Linked DNA regions of Homo sapiens: region 1 is linked to region 2. A link is an interaction called in ENCODE POLR2A ChIA-PET data of the cell type or tissue named here. Cell type or tissue: B cell. All regions are shown on one strand. Each heading gives the region's core, and the rest is flanking DNA. Links, peaks and the distances in the headings are about the cores only. Region 1 overlaps CEACAM1 (CEA cell adhesion molecule 1). Region 2 overlaps CNFN (cornifelin).

Region 1 (5,371 bases), core at 236-5,235, 130 kb after region 2:
AACCTGTCTCAAACCGAAAAAAAAAAGTTGTTCTTCAAAAAAGATCACTATAATTGACAACTGTTAATTAGATTGACTAAGAAAGAAAGAAGATTCAAATTACTAAAGTCAGAAATGAAAGTAAAACATTACTACTAATTCTGCAGAAATAATAAGGATTATAAGAGTACTATGAGTAATTGAATGCCAACAAATTGGATAACCTGGATGAAATGAACAAATTCCTAGAAACACAAAACCTGCCATGATAGAATCATGAATAAATAGAAAATCTGAATAGACCTATAACCAGTAATGAAAATGAGTCGATAAAAGCATTTGACAAAATTCAACATTCTTTCATGCTAAAAAACACTGAAACTAGGAATAGAAGGAAATTCTCAACATAATAAATGCTACATGTGAAAACCCCCAGCTACCATCATAGTCAATGGTGAAAGATTGAAAACTTTTCCTTTAAGATCAAGAACAAGACAAGGATGCCTGCTTTTGCCATTTCTATTCAATGTAGTATTGGAAGACCTAGACAGAACAATTAGGCAAGAAAAAAAAAGCATCTAGATTGGAAAGAAGTAAAATTATACCTGTTTGCAGAATACACTAACTTATATATAGAAAACCCTAGAGATTCCACAAAAAAACTGTTAGAATAATAAATTTAGCAAAGTGGCAGGATACAAAATCCACATGCAAAAATCAGTTGTATTTTTGTATACTAATAACAATTCAAAGGAAAATTAAGAAAAAAATTCTATTTATAAGAGCTTTAAAAATACTTAGAAATAAACTTAACCAAAGAGGTGAAAGATTTGTACCCTGAAAATACAAAACATTGCCAAAAGAAATTAAATAAGACATAAATTGAAAAGACACCCCATTTTCATGGATTAGAAGACTTAATATTGTTAAGATGACAGTACTACCCAAAGTGATCTACAGATTCAGTGCAATCTCTATCAAAATTCCAGTAATATTTTTTGCAGAAATAGAAAAATTCATTCTAAAATTTATATAGACTCTGAAGGGACCATGGATAGCCAAAGCAATCTTGAAAAAGAACAAAGTTGAAGGGCTCACACTTCCTGGTTTCAAAATTTTTTACAAAGCTATGGTAATCATCACACCTGTAATCTTAGCACTTTGGGAGGTGGAGGCGGGTGGATTGCTTGAGCTCAGGAGTTTGAGACCAGCCTTGGCAACATGGTGAAACGCCATCTCTACAAAGAAAAGCAAAAAAACAAAACAAAACAAAAAAACCCAAACAACAACAATAAAACAAACAAACAAAATCCAAAAGCTACAGTAATCAAAACAGTATGGTACTGGCAAAAAGAAATAGAAACCAGTGGAATAAAATATAGAGCCCAGAAAGAAATGTTTGCATACATAGCCAAATGTTTTTTGACAAGGGTGCCAAGATCATTCAGTGGGGAAAGGATAGTCTTTTCAACAAATGGCATTGAAGAAACTGGATATCCATGCAAAAGAATGAAATTGAACCTTTATGTAACACCATATATAAAAATTAATTCAAAATGCATAAAAGACCTAAATGTAAGAGCTAAAACTATAAAGCTCTTGGAAGATAGAGTGAAAACTTTGGAACATTGAATTTGGCAATGATTTCTTGGCTATGACACTAAAAGCATAGGCAACGAAAGAAGAAGTAGAGAAATTGGACTTAATGAAAATTAAAAGCTTTTGTGTATCAAAGCACATTATCACAAAAGTGAAAAGACTTCTTATAGAATGGGAGAAAATATTTGAGAATCATATATCTGATAAGGGATTAATATCCAAAATATATAAAGAACTACTGCAACTCAACCAAAAATCCCCAAACAACCTAATTAAAACATGGGCAAAGGACTTGAATAAACATTTCTCCAAAGAAGATAAATGGCAAATAAGCACATGAAAAGATGCTAAATATTGCTAATCATTAGGGAAGTGCAAATCAAAACTCCAATGATATACCACCTTATAACCATTAGGATGGCCATTATAAAAAACAAAACAAAACCAGAAAGCAACAAATGTTTTTGAAGATGTAGAGAAATTGGAACTCTAGTGCATTGCTGGTGGGAATGTGAAATGGTATAGCCACTGTGGAAAATGGTATGATGGTTCTTCAAAATTAAACAGGATTACCATTTGATCCAGCAATTCCACTTCTGAGTATCTATTTAAAAGAACTGAAAGCAGGGATTTGAACAGATATTTGTATACCCATGTTTGTAATAGCATTATTCATAATAGCCAAAAGGTGGAAGCAACCTAACTGTCCATAGATGGATGAGTGGATAAGCAAAATGTGATGTATCTATCTACACAGCATAATATTATTCAGTCTCCAAAAGGAATGAAATTCTGATACATTCTACAACATAGATGGAGCTTGAAGACATTGTGCTAAATGAAGTAAGCCAGACACAAAAGGACAAATATTGCATGCTTCCATCTGTATGAGAGGTACTTAGAATAGTTAAATACGGGGTGGGCAGAGTGGCTCATTCCTGTAATCCCAGCACTTTGGGAGGCCGAGGCTGAGACCAGGAGATTGAGACCAGCCTGGGCAACACAGTGAAACCCCAACTCTACAAAAAAACTTAAAAACTTAGCCAGGCATGGTGGTGCAACCTGTAGTCCCAGCTACTCTGGAGGCTGAGGTGGCAGGATTGCTTGAACCCAGGGGATTGAGGCGGGAGTGAGCTTTGATCACACCACAGCACTCCAGCCTGGGTGACAGAGTGAGACCCTGTCTCAAAACAACAAAACAAACAAAAAAACCCAACCAACCAAAAAAAACCAACTAAGTATATGTATATTTGATTCAGAGCCTGAGCTCTTTTTTTTTTTTTTTTTTTGAGACAGAGTCTTGCTCTGTTGCCTAGACTGGAGTGCAGTGGCACCATCTCGGCTCACTGAAAGCTCCGCCTCCCAGGTTCACGCCATTCTCCCGCCTCAGCCTCCCGAGTAGCTGGGACTACAGGCGCCCGCCACCATGCCCGGCTAATTTTTTTTTGTATTTTTAGTAGACACGGGGTTTCACCATATTAGCCAGGATGGTCTCGATCTCCTGCCCTCGTGATCCGCCCGCCTTGGCCTCCCAAACTGCTGGGATTACAGGCGTGAGCCACTGTGCCCGGCCTGAGCTGAGCTCTTAACCACTTTGCAATTCTGTTTGCTATAATGGTCTCTTCATTGATATTCTGCCTCCTGTGAGTTTTATCCATTTTGCACACCATTGACAGAGTAATCCTAGAGGGACATATAGGAAGGGGTGAGGAGTCACTTACAGTTTACGTTCAGCATGATGGGGTCGCTTTGGTTCTTACTGATTGGGTTGAAGACCTCACACCAATACGTCCCAGCATCCTCCCTCTTGACAGGGTTTATGCTGAGGGTGGTGTTGCCCTGGGACAGCTTCATCCTCTCCGAGGACGGGAGACTCTGGTTTTTGAAGAACCAACGGATGGAGATTCCAGTGTCATTTGTGGAGCAGGTCAGGTTCACAGAGTCCTTATCTCCTGTGACTGTGGTCTTGCTGGCTTTGATTTGGGGCTTTGCTACTACTGGACTTAGCTCTGTGGACAAGCAGAGTATCTGAGATAACCTACTGAGAATAGGGTTGGGGCCTGGGGCCTAGGGCTATGCTCCTTTCCCTGAGATTTTAGCCAGCTCTCAGGTCCCACAGTGAGCTGTGCAAAGGTCACCAACCAGGGGATAGCCCTGACCCTCTGCAGAAGGTCGAGTGTCTTTGTTCAGGTGATGAATTGTAAGGAGAGGGCTGCACCTCCCTCCTGACCCCAGATCGTCTCAGAGTGACCCTCTGGATATCTCTATATCTCCACTTGGAATCTTCTTCTCAGCGCACAGACCGAGCAACCTCATCATCAGGTAGAATGTTTTTCCCACTGACTTTTTTTTTTTTTTTTTCAGACGGAGTCTCGCTCTGTCACCCAGGCCGGAATGCAGTGGCATGATCTCAGCTCACTGCAAGCTCTGCCTCCCGGGTTCAAGCCATTCTCCTGCCTCAGCCTCCCGAGTAGCTGGGACTAAAGGCATGTGCCACCATGCCCAGCTAATTTTTTGTATTTTTAGTAGAGACGGGGTTTCACCATGTTAGCCAGGATGGTCTTGATCTCCTGACCTCATGATCCACCCGCCTCAGCCTCCCAAAGTGCTGGGATTACAGGCGTGAGCCACTGTGCCTGGCCTCCCACTGACCCTTTCCTGGAGCTGTGATCAGGCATCCTTCCTGTGACTGTCACTTTACATACAAAAGGGAAGGTAGTGTTTTTTTTCATTAAATAATTTTTTAGGGAATGATGATGCCCCATCCAGTCTTCATGACCTTACTATCTGGAGTTCCAATCCGAAGGATTTCCCACTGTAAAGAGGAGTTTTACTTCCTGGTCTGTGGATAGAATATCACGGTGAAGGAGATTCCTAGAGTAGGCACAGTGTTAACAAAAGGCTGATATTCTTACCTTCTCTACAAATACACGCTGTTTGGCATTGCCCATTCTCTCCAATGCAGAGCCCCTGTGGCTGAATCTCCCGATTTCTCCAAGTGTGGGTCACTCGCTGTGCTCTGTGCTATCCCATGTGCTGTGCCCACAGCCTCATACAGCTGGTGACTTCAGAGCCAGGACAAGCTCAGGGAGGCAGCCTGACCCAGGGGAGGCTCAGGTGTTGACTGCCTTTATTTATTTATTTATTTAGTTTTTGAGACAGAGTCTCTCTGTGTTGTCCAGGCTGGAGTGCAGTGGTGCCATCTCGGCTCATTGCAACCTCTGCCTCCCAGGTTCAAGTGATTCTTGTGCCTCAGCCTCCCTAGTGGCATGCCTAGTGGCATGTGCAACCATGCCTGGCTAAATTTTTTTTTTTGTATTTTTAGTAGAGATGGAGTTTTGCCATGTTGGTCAGGCTGGTCTCGAACTCCTGACCTCAGGTGATCCTCTCACCTCGGCCTTCCAAAGTACTGGGATCACAGGCATGAACCACAGCGCCCAGCCATTGACTGCCATCTTGATTTAGCTGGATTCATGACAGGCCACCTGGACACCTTCTGCACACACCTGCGTCCTACCCCACATGGGGTCAGGGCAGAGCCAATCACCGGGCAAGCCGGGAGTAGAGCAGGGAGCAGAGTCTGAGCTGCTCATCCCTGATGAAGGGCATTTCCTTCTCTCATTTAGGGAAAACTATTGTGAGTCTGTTTTAAAACCTCACATATTCCTTATATCTCATGGAATAGGTAAAAGAAGGCCAAGAAGTTACAGAAAGGGACATGTTAGTGACAGAAGCAAATTGACCTTGAGGACCCTTTCTGCTTCCCCCTCTGTGAAGCCCCTCCTGCTACACG
Region 2 (5,358 bases), core at 359-5,358:
ATGCCACTGCATTCCAGTTTGGGTGACAGAGCGAGATTGTCTTAAGAAAACAAAAAACAATGATTTTGTTTTGTTTTAAGACAGGGTCTCTCTCTGTCACCTAGGCTGGAGTGCAGTGGCGTGATCACAGCTCACTGCAGCCTTGACTTTCTGGACTCAAGCAATCCTCCTGCCATAGCCTCCAGAATAGTTGGAACTATAGGTGTGAGCCACATGCACAGCTAATTTTTTTTTTTTTTTTTTTGAGATGGAGTCTCGCTCTGTCACCCAGGCTGGAGTGCAGTGGTGCAATCTTGGCTCACTGCAAGCTCCGCCTCCCGGGTTCATGCCATTCTCCTGCCTCAGCCTCCCGAGTAGCTGGGACTACAGGTGCCCGCCACCATGCCCAGCTAATTTTTTGTATTTTTATTAGAGACGGGGTTTCACTGTGTTAGCCAGGATGGTCTTGATCTCCTGACCTCGTGATCCGCCCACCTCAGCCTCCCAAAGTGCTGGGATTACAGGCGTGAGCCACCGTGCCCTTGCCCAGCTAATTTTTAAGAATGTTTTTCTTTTTCTTTTTCTTAGACAGGGTCTCATCTTGTGAGCTCATTGCAGGCTTCACCTTCTGGGCTCAAGTGATCATCCTACCTTAGCCTCTCAGTTAGCTGGGACTTCAGGTTCACGTCACCATGCCCAGCTAATTTTTTTCTTTTTTTTGAGAAGGAGTCTTGCTCTGTCATCCAGGCTGGAGTGTAGTGGTGCAATCTCGGCTCACTGCAACCTCTGCCTCCCGGGTTCAAGTGATTCTCCTGCCTCAGCCTCCCAAGTGCGGGGATTACAGGCACCCACCACCATGCCTGATTAATTTTTGTATTTTTAGTAGAGAAGGGGTTTCACCATGTTGGCCAGGCTGGTCTTGCACTCCTGACCTCAGGTGATCCACCTGCCTCCGCCTCCCAAAGTGCTGGGATTACAGGCATGAGCCACCACGCCCCGCCTCATGCCTGGTTAATTTTTGTGTATTTTTTGTAGACACAGTTTTGCCATGTTGCCCAGGCTGGTCTCAAATTCCTGGGCTCAAGCGATCCTCCTGCCTCAGCCTCCCAAAGTGCTGGGATTATAGGCGTGACTGCTCCTGGCTCAAAAATTTTTTGTAGAGGCCGGGCGCAGTGACTCATGCCTGTAATCCCAGCACTTTGGGAGGCCAAGGTGGGTGGATCACGAGGTCAGGAGATTGAGACCATCCTGGCTAACACGGTGAAACCCTGTCTCTACTAAAAAATACAAAAAATTAGCCGGGCATGGTGGCGGGTGCCTGTAGTCCCAGCTACTCGGGAGGCTGAGACAGGAGAATGGCGTGAACCTGGGAGGCAGAGCTTGCAGTGAGCCAAGATTGCGCCACTGCACTCCAGCCTGGGCGACAGAGCGAGACTCCATCTCAAAAAAAAAAAAAAAATTTTTTTTTTCGTAGAGATGTCTCGCTGTGTCGCCCATGCTAGTCTCCAAATCCTGTCCTGAAGTGATCCTCCTGCCTCAGCCCTCCGAAAGCATTGAGATTAGAGGCAGGAGCCAACACATCCAGCCCACAGTGATTTGAGTTCACACTTTGGCCTTTCCCTGTGTACCATCTCTTGTTCTCACAATAGCCATATGACATGCTAGGGACTGTTAGTCCTATAGGGGGAATCAGGTTCAGAAAGGTTTATGAATTCACTAAGATAACACAGCTAAATGGTGAGGAGTCAAGATTAGATCCCAGGTCTGTCCAATTTTGAGACCTGAACATTTTTTGATCTGCTGTTGGTTGCTTTTGCAGGAAAGAGGGTTGATTGAAGTAGACAGTCCCTAAAAATTCCTTTTTAGGCCAGGCGCGGTGGCTCATGCCTGTAATCCCAGCACTTTGGGAGGCCAAGGCGGGAGGATCACCTGAGGTCGGGAGTTCGAGATCAGCCTGACCAACATGGAGAAACCCCGTCTCTACTAAAAATGCAAAATTAGCTGGGGATGGTGGCGCATGCCTGTAATCCCAACTACTCGGGAGGCTGAGGCAGGAGAATCGCTTGAACCCGGGAGGTGGAGGTTGCAGTGAGCTGAGATCACAACATTGCACTCCAGCCTGGGCAACAAGAGCGAAACTACGTCTCAAAAAAAAAAAAAAAAAAAAGGTCCGGGTGCGGTGGCTCACTCCTGTAATCCCAGCATTTTGGGAGGCCAAGGCAGGCGGATCATGAGGTCATGAGATTGAGACCATCCTGGCTAACACGGTGAAACCCTGTCTCTGCTAAAAAAAAAAAAAAAAAATTAGTTGGGCGTGGTGGCGGGCACCTTTAGTCCCAGCTACTCGGGAGGCTGAGGCAGGAGAATGGCGTGAACCCGGAGCTTACAGTGAGCCAAGATCGCGCCACTGCACTCCAGCCTGGGCAACAGAGTGAGACTCCGTCTCAAAAAAAAAAGAAAAAAAATTCGTTTTTAGCTCCAGAGAGCCTTAAGCTTATAAGTTCTCTGCTTTGGAGACAAAAGTCCCCCACGCCTGTTCGAATTGTGTGCAGGCCAACAGTCCATAGATATGGAGCAAGCAAGGGCGCTCTCCTGTTTTTTCTTTGAACTTCAGTGCCTCCGTCCTCCCAAGACTGACTTTCTGGTTTTGCTTATTTTCAGAATGCAGGCAGCTTCAGGCAGGGAGTCTGCAGCTAAAGAGTTAGTGGTTTTACTTTGTTAGGGTGAGGGCAACTGGGGTTTGGGAGGGATAACTTGACAAAGTCACACACTGCCTGGCGGGGTCACACGTAGGCATCTGTCTTGTCCCCACCTCTCTCACCAATCCTCTCTCTCCACCCAGATTCCTACCCTGGGACAAAATGGATGTAGGCGGAGTTGGTTTTCAGGTTTTTATTGTGGGTGTATTTCTGGCAGCGGGACAGGGGTGGTGAGGCAGTCCCTCCCAGGAGTGGCCAGAGAAGGCCAGAGGCGAGACTGGTGGAAAAGGACGGGGAAGACAGGGAACTTCCTTACTCTCGGATCTTCAGTTCCCGCGCCATCTGGCAGAGGGCGCAGGGCAGACAAAAGGTGAGGGCCGCCCAGTCGTGCCCGACGGAGCCCTAGAGGGTAGGAGAGAGCGGTCAGGAGCCCCGCGGTGGGTCCCAGGAGGCCAGTCCCCAGCTCCCTGCTCCCGCGGGTCCCCAGCCCGGCGCGCACCTGGATGTGGTAGCGCTCCCGCATGCCGGTGCGGATGGAGTGCAGGCCTCCGGGCAGGTAGGGCGCGCAGCAGCACTCGCCAAAGTCGTCGGAGATGCGGCAGGCAAGGCACAGAGGAGCAAAAGTGCCGCACAGACCTGGGCGGGGCGCAGGCGCTCAGGGGCGGGGCCAGCCGGGGCCTCCCGACGGCTCCGCCCCGGGGGGGGCGCGGTTGATTCGCCGCGGAGGGGCATTGAGGGTCCCAGCCAAGGAGAGGTCCCAGAGGGAATTAGAGGTCCGAGGAGAGGATGGCTTAGCGATTGGAAGGCAGGGTTTTTCTTTTTTTTTTTTTCTTCTTTTTTTTTTTTTTTAGAAATTGGAGGCTGGGTGCAGTGGCTTACGCCTGTAATCCCAGCACTTTGGGAGGCCTAGGCGGGAGGATCACGAGGTCAGGGGTTTGAGACCAGCCTACCCAACATAGTGAAACCCCGTCTCTACTAAAAATACAAAAATTAGCCGGGCGTGGTGGTGTGTGCCTGTAATCTCAGCTACTAGGGAGGCTGAGGCAGGAGAATCGCTTGAACCCGGGAAGCGGAGGTTGCAGTGAGCATAGACTGTGCCATTGCATTCCAGCCTGGGCGACAGAGCAATACTCCGTCTCAAAAAAAACAAAAAACAAAACAAAAAAAAAAACGAAAGAAAGAAAAAAAAAGAAAAAGAAATTAAAGTCTCGGTCTGTCATCCAGGCTGGAGTGCAGTGGTGTGATCACATGTCTCACTGTAGCCTCGACCTCCTGGGCTCAAGCAATCCTCCCGCCTCGGCCTCCCGAGTAGCTGGGACTACTGGTGTGTGCCACCACCTCGGGCTAATTTTATTTTTTATTTTTATTTTTGAGACGGAATCTCGCTCTGTTGCCCAGACTGGAGTGCAGTGGCGTGATCTCGGCTCACTGCAACCTCTGTCTCCCGGGTTCAATCAATTCTCTTTCTCAGCCTCCCGAGTAGCTGAGTTTACAGGCGCCCGCCACCACGCCCGGTTTTTTTTTTTGTATTTTTAGTAGAGACGGGGTTTCACCATCTTGGCCAGACTGGTCTTGAACTCCTGACCTTGTGGTCCACCTGCCATGGCCTCCCAAAGTCCTGGGATTACAGGCGTGAGCCACTGCGCCCGACCTATTTTTTATTTTTATTTTTGTAGAGATGGGGATCTCATTATGTTGCCCAGGCTGATCTTGAATTCCTGGCCTCAAGGGATTGTCATGCCTTGGCCTCCCAAAGTGTTGGGATTACAGGCATGAGCCACTGCACTGGGCCAGGAGCTAGGGTTTGAAGAGGGAGTTGGGGGTCACAGTGAGGAAAGCTGAGCATGCAAAGGGGAGGTTGAGGGCCTGATAAGTTGAGTGTGGGAAGGCATGAGGTAGTATCCTAAGGAGTGTTGGGGGTCTGAGGAAAGGGTGACTGTTAGAGTGGGAATTCCAAGTCCAGGGAAGGGAGGTGGGAGTGGGGTTAGCAAGCGGTGGGAGGAGGTTGGAGGTGAGCTTCCCTCTCCTGATTCCCCCCAAACCCATCTTCCACCAGGCCTGGAGAGGGAGCAGGCAGGCACTCACAGACAGGCATGTCGTTGCAGCAGTCCGTGAGACCTGTGTGCCAGTCACTGAGCTGGGTCTGGTAGCAGCTGGTGGTGGCGCACTGGGGCTGACTGGTCACAGGGTAGGACATAGCTGCAGAGGTGGGAGGGTAGGGGTCAGCTGGCAGCCTCGCAGCATCTCCTGGGCCCCGCACTTCGGCCACCCTTCCCTGTGCCGGGCAGTCTGGGCGGGGCCGCCAGGCCGCCCACTGAAGGGACACCACTGTGCCTCCCCCTTCCCTTCTGCTACATCTGGGCACCGGCAACCCCAGTCTGTCCCTGTTGCTGCTGGCTCCTGCACGTCTGGTTAGGCTGGGGGTGGGGGTCTCCTGCACATCTGAGGAAGGGTGGGGACCACATCTGGGTGGGGCCTGGCGGTGCCGCCTCCTCCTCCACGTCTGGGCCTGGGTTCTGGGTTGCAGCATTTCTGGGGCCTCTGGGGTGGAAGCAGGCGCCGTCTGTCTTCGAAGCAAGGGTGCCCAGGGGAGGGAGGCGGCCAGGTTCCAGTACTGAGAGGGTTGCTGGTCCACCCAGCGGTCCCACCTTTGCCTTTCACGTTGTCGTGCATCTCAAAC

Evidence for each region. Peaks named below come from ENCODE experiments on the same cell type or tissue, not always from the same donor. Only the 100,000 strongest peaks of a DNase experiment are listed, where the experiment ranks them.
Region 1: POLR2A ChIA-PET joins it to region 2 with 5 read pairs; 4 of 35 experiments call an interaction of 5 or more read pairs at or near these places.

What each region holds. Positions count from the first base shown.
Region 1 is chr19:42,515,649-42,521,019 of GRCh38, forward strand. It overlaps CEACAM1 (CEA cell adhesion molecule 1), which reads right to left. Exons shown (of 9, transcript NM_001712.5): 5 at 3,300-3,587. The region is part of intron 2 of LIPE-AS1 (LIPE antisense RNA 1); the gene reads left to right. Among named protein-coding and RNA genes, the nearest start is that of CEACAM1, 10 kb to the right of the region's middle. In B cell, for the core only: no CTCF peak of the experiment used is centred there; no DNase peak of the experiment used is centred there.
Region 2 is chr19:42,384,163-42,389,520 of GRCh38, forward strand. It overlaps CNFN (cornifelin), which reads right to left. Exons shown (of 4, transcript NM_032488.4): 2 at 4,764-4,877; 3 at 3,178-3,314; 4 at 2,857-3,080. The coding sequence starts at 4,875. The coding sequence ends at 2,991. Among named protein-coding and RNA genes, the nearest start is that of CNFN, 3.5 kb to the right of the region's middle. RefSeq lists silencers at 3,043-3,222, 3,243-3,422. In B cell, for the core only: a CTCF peak has its summit at 3,024; a DNase peak (open chromatin) is centred at 3,169; H3K4me3 peaks cover 746 bases; H3K27ac peaks cover 621 bases; H3K27me3 peaks cover 580 bases.